Regions from separate parts of the Homo sapiens genome. Here region 1 is linked to region 2. A link is a contact called in ENCODE Hi-C data. All regions are on one chromosome and are shown on one strand. The core of a region is the stretch at or near the end of the contact, and the rest is flanking DNA. Distances in the headings are between cores, read along the strand shown. Region 1 has its middle 35 kb from the start of POLA2. Region 2 holds the start of CDC42BPG (CDC42 binding protein kinase gamma).

Evidence for each region. A loop is a pair of places that touch in the nucleus more often than their neighbours do. Pooled maps may share reads with other maps.
Region 1: a loop to region 2 is called in a pooled map, with 2.1 times the contacts of the local background. The contact joins two enhancer-like sites. A Hi-C loop is called at or near these places in 2 of 50 pooled maps.

What each region holds. Positions count from the first base shown.
Region 1 is chr11:65,223,515-65,230,043 of GRCh38, reverse strand. It overlaps the pseudogene SLC22A20P. Among named protein-coding and RNA genes, the nearest start is that of POLA2, 35 kb to the left of the region's middle. RefSeq lists an enhancer at 3,975-4,174. Within about 2 kb of position 4,248, at least 17 of the 41 ENCODE cell types and tissues checked have a DNase peak (open chromatin) inside an H3K27ac peak, as active enhancers do.
Region 2 is chr11:64,844,262-64,850,577 of GRCh38, reverse strand. CDC42BPG (CDC42 binding protein kinase gamma) reads left to right here and starts at 5,925. Exons shown (of 37, transcript NM_017525.3): 1 at 5,925-6,168. The coding sequence starts at 6,009. RefSeq lists an enhancer at 2,970-3,039 and silencers at 3,340-3,429, 5,746-6,095, 6,106-6,155, 6,186-6,235. Within about 2 kb of position 1,742, at least 17 of the 41 ENCODE cell types and tissues checked have a DNase peak (open chromatin) inside an H3K27ac peak, as active enhancers do.

The DNA.
Region 1 (6,529 bases), core at 2,999-5,498, 380 kb before region 2:
GAAAGGAAGGATGGAAGGAAGGAAGGACAGACAAGTGTGTTTTTTCACCAAGAGAAATGTACAAGAATATTTATAGCAGCAGTATTTGTAACAGCCCAACCTGGGAAAAGCCCAATGTTCTTCAGCAATAAAATAGGTAGACTGGGCGCGGTGGCTCACGACTGTAATCCCAGCACTTCAGGAGGCCGAGATCTGCGGATCACAAGGTCAGGAGATTGAGACCATCCTGTCTCTACTAAAAATACAAAAAATTAGCCGGGCGTGGTGGCACGCGCCTGTAGTCCCAGCTACTCGGGAGGCTGAGGCAGAGAATTGCTTGAACCCAGGAGGCGGAGGAGGTTGCAGTGAGCTGAGATCGTGCCACTGCACTCCAGCCTGGGCAACAGGGCGAGACTCCGTCTCAGAAAAAAAAAAATTGGTAACGTTTCTGTATTAGTTTCCAATTGCTGCTGTAACAGATTACCACAAATTTAGTGCCATAGAACAACACAAATGTATTATCTTACACTTCTGGAAGTGAGAAGCCTAACGTGTGTTACTGAGCTAATGTCAGAGTGTGGGCAGGGCTGTGTTCCTTCTGAAGACTCCATGGGAGAATCTGTTTGCTTGCCTTTGCCAGCTTCTAGAGGCTGCCTGCATTCCTTGACTTGTGGCTCCTTCCTCTGTCTTCAAAGCCAGCAGCACACAGCGTCTCCAAAGGTCTCTCTCTCACTCTGACCTTCTTCTTCCACTTGTAGGGACCCTTGTGATCGTACTGGGCCCACTCAGATGATCCAGGGTAATCCTCCTTCAAGATCCTTAGTTACATCTGCAAAGTCCCTTTTGCCATAGAAGGTAACATATTTATAGATTCCAGGGATTAGGATGGGGACGAATGTTACTTATTGATTTCTAGTAATATATATACATTATATATAGACGTAGATATATTTTCTGGATATGGTTTTTTGTTGGATATTGGTTTCTGCAAGTATCTTATTCTACTGCATACCTTGCTTTTTAAAAATAATTTTTATTTTGTAATAAATATATATTTACAGAAAAGCTATAAAGATTCAAACATCTTTGGGGGTCATTATTCTGTCTACCACAAGTAGTATATTCGTACCATGGATTGTTATACACGAAGAAAGAACGAACTAAATTACATATGACAACATGAGTGCATCTCACAAACGGTATAAATTACAAAAACTATGTAGCTCAAGTTATATAAAGCCCAAAAACAGGCTAATGTAATCTGTGGCATTAGAAATAAGGATAGTGATTCCCATAGGGGAGGGTAATGACTGAAGAAGACATGGGGGGACGGGGTTTCTGGAGGCTGATCATGTTCTGTTTCTTGACCAGTGTGTTGATTAATGGGTGTGTACAGTTTGTGAGAATTTGTCAAGCTGAGCCTTGTGCATTTTTGCATGTGTGTTATACTTCAATAAAAAGTATATGTGGGCCACGTGCGGTGGCTCATGCCTGTAATCCCAGCATTTTGGGAGGCTGAGGCAGACAGATCCCTTCAGGTCAGGAGTTCGAGACCAGCCTGGCCCACATAGAGAAAACCCGTCTCTACTAAAAATACAAAAACTAGCTGGGCATGGTGGCACATACCTGTAGTCCCAGCTACTCAGGAGGCTGAGGCAGGAGAATTGCTTGAACACAGGAGACAGAGGTTGCGGTGAGCTGAGATGGCACTACTGCACTCCAGCCTGGGTGACAGAGTGAGACTCTGCCTTGAAAAAACAAAAACAAAAACAAAAACAAAAAAACAAATAAACCTGTATGTGGGAAGAAGAACTCCAAGATGGTCCATCAAATTCCTGGCCCGGGTGTACACAAACCTTCTCCCAGTTATTCAAACACTAATCTAGGTGTTGTGAAAGGATTTTGCAGATGTAATTAAGGTCCCAAATCACTTAACTTTAAAACAGAGATTTTTCTGGGAGGGCCTGATCTAATAACATGAGATTTAAATCTGGGTCTAGAGGTCAAAGACTGGGAGTTGGAGATTCAAAGCATGGGAGAGATTTGATATGAGGAAGATATTCCTTTGAGGTGGAGGAGGCCACTTAGCCAGGAATGTAGGTGGCTTTTATGAACAGCCTGTGAGGAAATGGAGACATAAATCCTACAGCTGCAAGCAGTTAAATCGAACCAACAATTGAAATGAACTTGGCTGTGAATTCTTCCCCAGAGCCTCCAGAAAGGAGGCTTCGTTTCAGCCTCCTAAGAGCCTGAGCAGAGAACCCAGCTGGCACTTCTGGCCTGCAGAATTGTAAGCTCATAAATGGGTGTTATTTTAAGCCACTAAATTATGGTGATTTGTTATAAGCAATATAAGACTATAACATTCACAAAAAATAAAGTGGCCATTGAGAAATTTGAGGGACACTCAGTCAAAAACCACCAGTTTTACATTCAGTTCTTTTGCTTGTTAACGTGTCTGCTCACCTAGGAGGAAAGAAGGGGGAAAGGCTCCTGAGAATGTGAGCTCTAGAAACGGAGTCTTCCCAGAGAGACTGGACCACGACTAGCCAGCATTGCCACTCAGGCGAGATTGGCAGTGGCAGGGAGAATGGACCAGACATTCTCTAAGATTCCTTTTCATCTTATAATTCTGTGGCTCACAATATTCTAAAATTCATTCATTCACTCATTGGTTCATTCACTCATCAAATATTTATTGCAAAGCTATCACATGCCGGAAGCTGGTTACATGTAATGTTGTAAAAGTTTTTACAGATGTGATTAAGTTATTAAAAAAACAAAAGCAGAAGAGGTAGAGTATTAATCCTTTTTTTTTTTTCTCTTGAGACACTCTGTCTCGCTCTGTTGCCCAGGCTGGAGTACAGTGGCGAGATCTTGGCTCACTGCAGCCTCTGTCTCCCGGGTTCAAGTGATTCGCCTGCCTCAGCCTCCTGAGTAGTTGGGACTACAGGTGCGTGCCACCACACCTGGCTAATTTTTATATTTTCAGTAGAGATGGAGTTTCACCATGTTGGACAGGCTGGTCTCGAACTCCTGACTCAAGTGATCCGCCCACCTCGGCCTCCCAAAGTGCTGGGATTACAGGCATGAGCCACCACACCCAGCCCCTATTAAATCCATTTCTATAAGAACGTGTGTGTGTGTGTGTGTGTAAGTATGTGGGTGTCATGTATGTACTAAGAGCTGCAAGGATACAAATTCATGCCTGACAGAAATGGGAGATGGGAGATGTTCAGAGGTGGAAGGGAGAGTAGGTTGAGAGGGACATGCACTTATGTACCTGATAACAGAAAACAACTCATATTCAGGCACTGTTCTACCTGCTTTACAGACTAATTTTCACAACAGCCTTATGTGGTAGGTTCTATTATGATGCCCATGTTACAAATGGAGAAACTGAGGCACAGAGCGGTTAAGTAACTTGTCAAGGATCACAAAGCCAGTAAGTGGCAGAGCTGAGATTCAAACCAAAGGAGTACGTTCGAGTCCTGCTTCTTAACCAATGAACTACACTGCCTGTTTCTGGATTGTTTGGGGAAAAAATGTTTTTAACAATGAGTATGCATGCTTCTCAGAATTTAGAAAAAAACTACAAGGTGGCTCAACCCTGTTATTCCAGCCCTTTGGGAGACCAAGGGGGAGGATCGCTTCAGTCCAGGAGTTCTAGACCAGCCTGGGCGACATTGCAAGACCCCACCCCATCTCTATTTTTAAAAATGAGCCCGGGCTTGGTGGCAGGCACCTGTAGTCCTAGCTACTACAGAGGCTGAGGTGGGAGGATCGTTTGAGCCTGGGAGGTCGAGGCCGCAGTGAGCTATGATTGTGCCACTGCACTGCAGCCTGGGTGCCCGAGCAAGACCTTGTCTTAAATCAATCAACCAGTAAAGAAAAAAATCCCAGTTAATTGAAGGCATTTACAATAGGGTTTGTGGAAGTTTGTGAAAGTTCACCAGTTCCTAACACTTCCTCTTTCTCCTCCCCCATCCTTTTTCGAACCCCAGGACTCCCCATCCCCACCTCACCCCAGACACACTGGTGAGGAAGGGGTCGGGGGGCGGGCAGGCTCACCGCCTCCCGCTCCCCAAAGCCAGGACTGTGCAGTTGATCCCAGGAGCGAGCCCGGCGCGGCTCCCTGCCGGCAGCGAAGCGAAACATTTGGACATGGCCCCGATTTTTCGGGTGCGGTTGGCAAGTCCCGGCGTGCGCGAACCAAACCTGCGGTTCCCGGGGCAGCTTTGAGCGGGTCGGGTCGGCTCCATAGGAGAATGGCCCCACCTGCAGGCAGAGAGCTCCGGATAGCTGCCGAGTCACTTTCTCAGCAAAAACGGGCTTTTGCTGTTTCCAGAAGGATCCAAGAGAGGACTTTCAGCTCTGGAATTTTGAACTCAGGATCTGTTTCTCCCTCGCGGAAAGAGGAAGGTGGACGAAGGGCAAGCCCAGGCCGGCAGGGGCTACCGCAGGAAGACGCCCATTCCTGGACTCGGGTTCGCAGGAGCCCCCTTGCTCCCCAGAGCCGGAACTGCGCTGCCTGCCACGCTGTTGGGGACAGAAGGCCTCACAGCCTCCCAGAGTTGGGGGCCGTCCCATCTTCCCAGTACACAGGGGTCACAGCCCCAAATCCAAACCGGAGGAAAGACTCTATACCCCAGAGCTTCCCAGGGGGCAACCTGTGGTTTAAGTGCTTTACGTGCTTTAACTGGTTTTTGTTTTTGTTTTTTTGAGATGGGATCTCGCTCTGTCAGCTAGGCTGGAGTGCAGTGGTGCAATCACAGGGCACTGCAGCCTCAAACTCCTGGGCTCAAGCAATTCTCCCACCTCAGCGTCCCAAGTAGCTGGAACCACAGGTATACATACCCCTCCACCCCCAGGTAGTGGGCGTCTCCCTATGTTGACCAGGCTGGTCTGGAACTCCTGGGCTCAAACAATCCTCCCGCCTCTGCTTCCCGTAGTGCTGGGATTACACACATGAGTCACCCGGGCTGGCCTCATGTCTTAACTCTGGATCCTCACAAGGACCTTACAGAAGTAGGAAAGAGGCCCCAGGAGGCTGGGCTCCCTGACTTGCTCAGGTCACTTGGATAGTCTGGCCTCAGAGCCCAGCTGATATCTACTAAAAGAGACTCCCCAGTCTGCTACAGAAAACAGATAGTTCCCGTCTCTACTAAAAATACAAAAATTAGCTGGGTTTGGTGGCATGTGCCTGTAGTCCTAGCTACTTGGGAGACTGAGGCAGAAGAATCACCTGAGCCCGGGAGGCGGAGGTTGCAGTGAGCCGAGATCGCACCATTGCACTCCAGCCTGAAGACAGAGGGAGACTCCGTGGAAAGAAAGGAGAGGAGAGGGGAGGGGAGGGGAGGGGAGGGGAGGGGGGAAGGAAGGAGAGAAGGAAAGAAAGAGAAAGAGAGAGGAAGGAAGGAAGGAGATAGTAATTCATTGCCTGCACTCCCTGCTTCATAAGTATCAATACCAATTATTTAAATGTGCAGGAAATCCAGTGGAATGAAATCAACACGGTTGTTTTTTATCAGCCCTTCCCCTTAGGATTTGTCAGCTTGCAGCTGGTGGTGCTACTGCATATGGGCTGCCTTTGTATTTTTGTCCATTTCACATCTTCATGCCTGTGAACCTGTTAGGTATTCCTTCCTGCCCACCTTGCAAACTTGATTAACCATCTTTTTTTTTTTTTTTTTTTTTTTGAGACAGAGTCTTGCTCTGTCGCCCAGGCTGGAGTGCAATGGCATGATCTCGGCTCACTGCAAGCTCCGCCTCCCGGGTTGACGCCATTCTCCTGCCTCAGCCTCCCGAGTAGCTGGGACTACAGGTGCCCGCCACCATGCCCGGCTAATTTTTTGTATTTTTGGTAAAGACGGGGTTTCACCATGTTAGCCAGGATGGTCTCAATCTCCTGACCTCATGATCCACCCACCTCGGCCTCCCAAAGTGCTGGGATTACAGGCGTGAGCCACCGCACCCAGCCAATTAACCATCTTTTAAAAGCAGTCTAAATGCTATCTCCTGCCTGAAGCCGTCAGCAGCCCCAGCTAGCAGAAATGCTGTTAGGATACTTGTCTCACTGCATGAAAATTACAATTTTCCTGTCTATCCCCTCCTGGATCCAGAAGTGTTTTTTCCAGAGTGCGACACTTCCCAGAATCCACTGGAGAGCCAGCCCAAAGGGCATATCAGGATGGGACAAATTACATTCTGGAAAAGCTGCCTTGGTGATTCCAATAGTCCTCCCACCCAGGTGAGACCCACTGCCCAGAAGTGGGGTTCCTGGGTTAGCATGATATCTCATCTGTCACCACATCTCAGCATCCAGCAGAGGCCGAGTGCTGGAAAAAGGGTGTGGGAAGAGATTGAGTTCACACGGCTCACCTGCTCATTGCATTAAGAGTATTTCAGAACAGAGTTTTTCAGTGGGGGCAGAGAGCATGCCCCTGCCTCAGGTGAAAGTCTTGGGCATGAGCCTGTCACCTACCAAATCACCATGAGACAGCATGTGACCTTGCGGATGGCCGGGGTTCGGAAGAGGTCCAAGATTGAG
Region 2 (6,316 bases), core at 493-2,992:
ATGGGTGTTCTAGAAGAATAGACCAGTAAAAAATAAATAATGGCCGGGTACGGTGGCTCACATCTGTAATCTCAGCAATTTGAGAGGCCGAGGAGAGTGGATCACATAAGGTCAGGAGTTTGAGACCAGCCTGGCCAATACGGTGAAACCCTGTCTCTACTAAAAATACAAAAATTAGCCAGATGTGCTGGCTCTCGCCTATAATGCCAGCTACTTGGGAGGCCAAGGCACAAGAATCGCTTGAACCCAGGAGGCAGAGTTTGCAGTGAGCCAAGATCGCACCATCGCACTGCAGCCTGGGCGTCAGAGCAAGACTACGTCTCAAAAATAAATACATAAAATAAATCAAATGGGCTAGTCATAGGACTTGCCCGGCCACGGCCAGCAAGGTGGTGAGAGTTGGGAGGTGAGAACATCCGGCCACCACTCCTGTGTTAAAAGCGCACCAGGTCTGGCAGCACGTGGAGGGCAGCCTTGGGGAGACCGCCCTGAGTTCAACTCCCAGCTCTGCCACTCTAGCCAGATCTCTTCCCCCACTGAGGCCATTTCCTCAAGCCTTAATTCAGGAACAGATGTGGCCCACAGAGGCAGAGCCCGAGGACACCCACCTTGAGCGGCCTTTGCCAAGCACCCCAAGGAGGTTAGTCGGGTGGGGTGCAGGGAGCAGGGCACCTCACCCAATACCCAGAACAAAACAGGCCAGCCCCTCCCTTCCCTGAAGCAGCTCCCAGACTCAGTGGCGCCTGTAGGCTAGTGAGGTGGTGGCCAAGTGGGCTCGGGCCTGGCTTCCTGTGCACCCAGAGGGACTGATAATTGTAAAACCACATGGGGCTGCAGCCGCTGCAGAGCGTGGGAGCCCCTATGGCTTGTTGGAACACTGCAGGGAAGGTTTTTGGAAGAAAAACCAGGATGATGAAACCACCATATGTCCACCCATTTGGAGCTTTGGACTTTTCATAGGACACGCCCCTGGTGCTGGGCAGATGGGGTTGGGGAGGGGGCTGCCAGGACTAGCTGGGGGACTGGGGGGTCCACACCCCTAGCATTTGCATCAGCTCCTTCCCAAAGCCATCCCAACAGACGCACCTTCAAATAAGAGCCAGGCATCTGAGGCTCAAGGGTGGGCTTAGGGAGCTCCCCGGCTCCAATCACATTGCCGCCCGTGCTCCTTCAGAGAAAGGTTGGGACGGCCATTGGTGGCCATACTGGGAAGCTCATTTGTCTCTCACACCTGAACAGGTGCAGTTCTCCATTATACACAAAAAGACAGCGTCCAGAGAGTGAGGAAGAGATCTACCCAAGGCCCCACGCCTGGTCAGCAGCGGGCAGGGCTGCAGGACCCAAGGCCAGCCTCTCATGTCCTGACCTCCTGGGTAGGAGCGGGCCACTATGCCATGTGCACGTTTCCAGAGTGGCTAAGGGCAGGGGGCGGCCGCCATTCCTGCCAGCCCTGAAGAACCATCTGGTGGGAGCTGCTTCCCGAGGCCACGGCTGGAGACTCTCATCCTAGGCCTTCCCCTGAAGGCTGATTCTCAGGACTTTGAGGAAGGGGGCGCTCCAACCCTGGGCTCAGCAGCCCTCCAATGTGGCCAGGATGCCACAGACCTGGGCAACCTGCCTTGTGTCTGGGCTCCCAGCCACAGAGGGCTATGCCCTTGGGGGCAGACACAGGGTTCCCTGCCACTTCCTCATGCTGGGTTCTCAGGTCCTCTCCCTGCCCCAACACACCTGCCCTCTGCAGGGCGAGTCTGCACTCAAGGAAGGAGCTCAAGGCTGGCACCACCTCCCTCCCCAGCTTCCATGCATTAGTCTATAAAGGAGGGTAATAACTCTCTCCTAGTGTGGCCCTTGTGAAGATAATAGATCTAAAGTCACTTTAAGTTACCAAGAGGCCCCTTACACTTGCAAGCTGTTATCAGCATGAGTGCTCCCCACAGAGCTGGGTGAGAGAGCTAGTGATGTCCCTCAGTACCAAGGGGCTTGCGGGATGAGTGAGAGGCTGCGGGGGGTAGCTGAGCCCTCCTGCACCTGGGGAGTAGTCGACCATGGAGGAGGCATTTGAATGAAGGTACCCTGGTGAGAAGGAAAGGAAAGAGGGTGGCCTGACTGCCTGGACAGGGTGTGACTGAGGCTCTCGGGGGTGTCTCCTGTCAAGACTCACCCATCCCTGTGAGCTGGGCCTTGGGCTGTGCCATGCTCAGGGCTCTGTGGGGAGCGTGTCAAGGCTGCTGTGGCCCTAGTGGTCTGGCCCCACAGGATCAGAAAACAGATCTGCTGAGCCAACATGGTGCCATGCCCTGGAGCTGCTTCGGGCAGTCAGGGCTGGAGGCCTGGCTGCTTGCTAAGGCTGGAATAAGCTCAGAAAGAGACTGAGCCTTTACAGACTTCCTTCCATTGGAGCTGCAAAGGAATGAGCAGGGGGCCCAACCCTCCCCCTTTATTTTTATTTATTTATTTATTTTGGAGACATGGTCTCATTCTGTCACCTAGGCTGGAGTGCAGTGGCACAATCTCAGCTCACTGCAAGCTCTGCCTCCCAGGTTCAAGTGATTCTCCTTTCTCAGCCTCCCGAGTAGCTGGGACTGCAGGTGTGTGTCACCATTCCAGGCTAATTTTTGTATTTTTAGTAGAGACAGGGTTTTGCCATGTTGACCAGGCTGGTCTTGAATTCCTGGGCTCAAGTGATCCGCCCACCTTGGCCTCCCGAGTAGCTGGAACTACAGGCTCTCACCACCACACTCAGCTAATTTTTAAGTTCGTTTGTAGAGATGAGGTCTCACTATGTCACCCAGGCTGATCTTGAACTTCTGGGCTCAAGTGATCCTCCCACCTCGGCCTCCCAAAATGCTGGGCTTACAGGCATGAGCCACCATGCCCGGACCCAACCCCCTTTTACAGACAAGGAAATTGAGGCTTACAAGACAGATGTGACAAAAACTAATAAAGGACCAGAAAGAATCACGTGTGAGAGGCGGGAGGTGCCGAATGCCAGTCCCAGCCCTGCCCCGTGCAGCCCTGGCCTCAGCCCTGGGACTCAGTGTCCACTCAGCTATACTGTGTGGGGATGGACAGATGGCTGGGGATGAACCTTTCTGAGAACTTACCAGAGAGGTTAAGGGACTTGCCTGAGGTCACACAGGGAGTGAGGCAGGGCCCAGAGGCCTCACCAGGGGTGTCCACGAGGGGCAGCGGAGGAGAGGCCCATCTTCCCACCCAGGAGCCCTTCCCTATCTCCGGTTCCCTAATGCTGGCTGGAGCGCCTGTCCCTCCTCTGGTCTCTGGCGCCCCCGTGTGGCCTCAGTGAGCAAGCCCCTTCCTACCTCCTGTGGGCTCCACCCCTGCCCCGCCCCTATAAGGAGGGCTCAGAATCTCTCAGGTGAGAGGGATCTGAACTCCTGCCCCCTCCCCCTTCCAGGAGACCAGAGGCAATGAAGGGGATCCCCAGAGTTTGGTTTGAATCCTGGCTCCCCATCCCATTCTGGTTGATTTAGGTAATACACCCAGACTCTGTTTCCCCAAACATTTCTCAGCCCATGGGCCCTGCGTAGCTACAGGGCGGGCCTCTGGGGAGATCACATGGGAGGCAGGGCGAGTCTGAGACCAGCCCCGGGCAATGTAGAGAGACCCCAGCTCTAAAAAAAAAATTAAAAATTAACCAGGCGTGGTGGTGCAGGCTTGCGGTCCCAGCTACTCAGGAGGCTGAGGTGGGAGGATCACTTGAGCCCAGTATGTTGAGGCTGCAGTGAGCTGAGATTGCATCACTGCACTCCAGCCTGGGTGACAGAGCAAGACCCTGTCTCAAAAAAAGGCTGGGTATGGTGGCTCATGCCTGTAATCCCAGCACTTTGGGAGGCCGAGGTGGGCGGATCACCTGAGGTCAGACCAGCTTGGCCAACGTGGCAATATAGTGCAACCCTGTCTCTTTAAAATAAATAAATAAATAAACAAATAATCACATGAAAAACCCTTCGTGGGGAGAAACACCCTGTTTGCTTCAAACATTCATGGAACACCTCCTCCCTCAACCTGATCCTGCCCCCATCTCAGCGAGGTCCCAGTACGAGAGGAGAGGCAAACCCCTAAACAGGTCTTTTAATGAAATAATGTGTTGGCCAGTGGCTACAGCCTGTAATCCCAGCGCTTTGGGAGGCTGAGGCAGGCAGATCACTTGAGTCCAGGAGTTTGAGATCAGCCTAGGCAACATGGCGAAACCCCATCTCTATAAAAAATACAAACATGGCTGGGCCCAGTGACTCACGCATGTAATCCCAGCACTTTGGGAGGCCGAGGCAGAAGGATCACCTGAAGTCAGGAGTTTGAGATCAGCCTGGCCAACATGGCAAAACCCTATCTCTACTAAAAATACAAAAATTAGCTGGGTGTGGTGGCACATGCCTATAATCCCAGCTACTTGGGAGGCTGAGGCAGGAGACTCTCTTGAACCTGGGAGGCAGAGGTTGCAGTGAGCCGAGATCGTGCCACTGCACTCTGGCCTGGGTGACAGCGTGAGACACCATCTCAAAAAACAAAACATCAGCCTGGCCTAGTGGTGTGAGCCTGTAGTCTCAGCTATTCGGGAGGCTGAGGTGGGAGGATCACTTGAACCCAGGAGGTTGAGGCTGTGGTGAGCTACGATTGCACCACTGCACTCCAGCCTAGGGGACAGAGTGAGACCCTGTCTCAAAAAAGAGAAAGAAGTGTTGTCTAGGCCGGGTGTAGTTGCCCATGTCTGTAATCCCAGAACTCCGGGAGGCCAAGGTGGGAGGATTACCTGAGCCCAGGAGTTCGAGACCAGCCTGGTCAACATAACAATAACCCTTGACTCCAAAAAGTAAAATAAAAAATCAGCTGGGTGTGGTGGCATCTGCCTGTAATCCCAGCTACTCAAGAGGCTGAGGCAGGAGCCTAAGAGGTCAAGGCTGCAGTGAGTTATGATTGCATCACTGCACTCCAGCATGGGTGACAGAGAGACCCTGTCTCAAAAAAAAAAAAAAAAAAGTGTTGTCTGAAGCCACCAATATGTCCCACCCTTTGATCTCTCCTCATGGTGCCTGGTCCATCCCAGCTGGACAGAAATCAGAAATACCACTGGACAGAGCCAGCCCCTCCCCTCCCCAACCTCCTCCAGCCTATCTCAGACCTCTCCTTGCCCTTCACGTTCCAGGTCAGACCTCAGGCCCTGCTCCTACTGAAGCTTAAAACGCCTGTGGTGTTGGTACCAGCCCAGCTCCACCTCCACCCCAGGGTCTAACTTAAGAGCCACCTTGTCCTCAGCCCCTCAATTCGCCTTCCTCCTTCCCAAGCCTCAGTGTGTCCATCTGCCAAATGGGCGTGACCATCCCTACCCCAACTTCCTGTCTCCCACATCAACTCTAATGATACAATCAAAGTAAGATTCAGAAACTTTTTTTTGGGCGGGGGCGGGGGGGCGATGGGTGCCAAGCGCGGGCAAACCATGGAGAGAGCGAACTACAATTCCCATCCGGCTCCGGGGCCGCGGGCGTCCCTAGCCCCTCTCTCTTAGCCAAGGGCAAGGCGGCTGCGACCCAGGGGGCGAGAGAAGTTGCAGTGCTCCGCGCCTCCTGGGTCAGGGCCCAGGGAGGGCCCAGGTAAGTCTGGGTCTGGGGCCGCGCGGGGATCTGGGGAGTCTTTCCGACCCCGCAGAACCCCACCGCGCCCCGCGCAGAAGTCAGTTGTTCTCCCCGGCCCGCCCCCGCACTTCCTGGCCGGGAGTTGGGCCCGCCCCCGCGCGCCTCCGCCCCCACCTTCACCTCTAGCCGCGGCTCCCATTGGCCGGCGCGCACCTGCCCGTCCGTCGGGGGGCGGGGCGCGGCGCCCAGGTGAGGGCGCGCTGGCGGCGGCGGAGGAAGGTGACAGCGGGGAGGGCGGGAGAGGGGCGGGGGAGGACGCGCGGACAGAGCCTCAGACGGTTGGGCGGACGGACGGCCCGACAGGCGGGCATGCGGGCGGCCAGACTGTAGCCGAGCAGCGAGGCTCCGGCCGCAGCCATGGAGCGGCGGCTGCGCGCGCTGGAGCAGCTGGCGCGGGGCGAGGCCGGCGGCTGCCCGGGGCTCGACGGCCTCCTAGATCTGCTGCTGGCGCTGCACCACGAGCTCAGCAGCGGCCCCCTACGGCGGGAGCGCAGCGTGGCGCAGTTCCTGAGCTGGGGTGAGTGGCGGGGCGGCACGGAGCGGGGGCGGGCCTAGGGATATCGCGCCGAGACCCCCGCACCCGCAGACTTTCCCGCAGGGACCCGCACCCCCACGGGCTTCCCTCGCAGACTCCCTGCAGTGGCCCTGACGCGTACCACCGGACC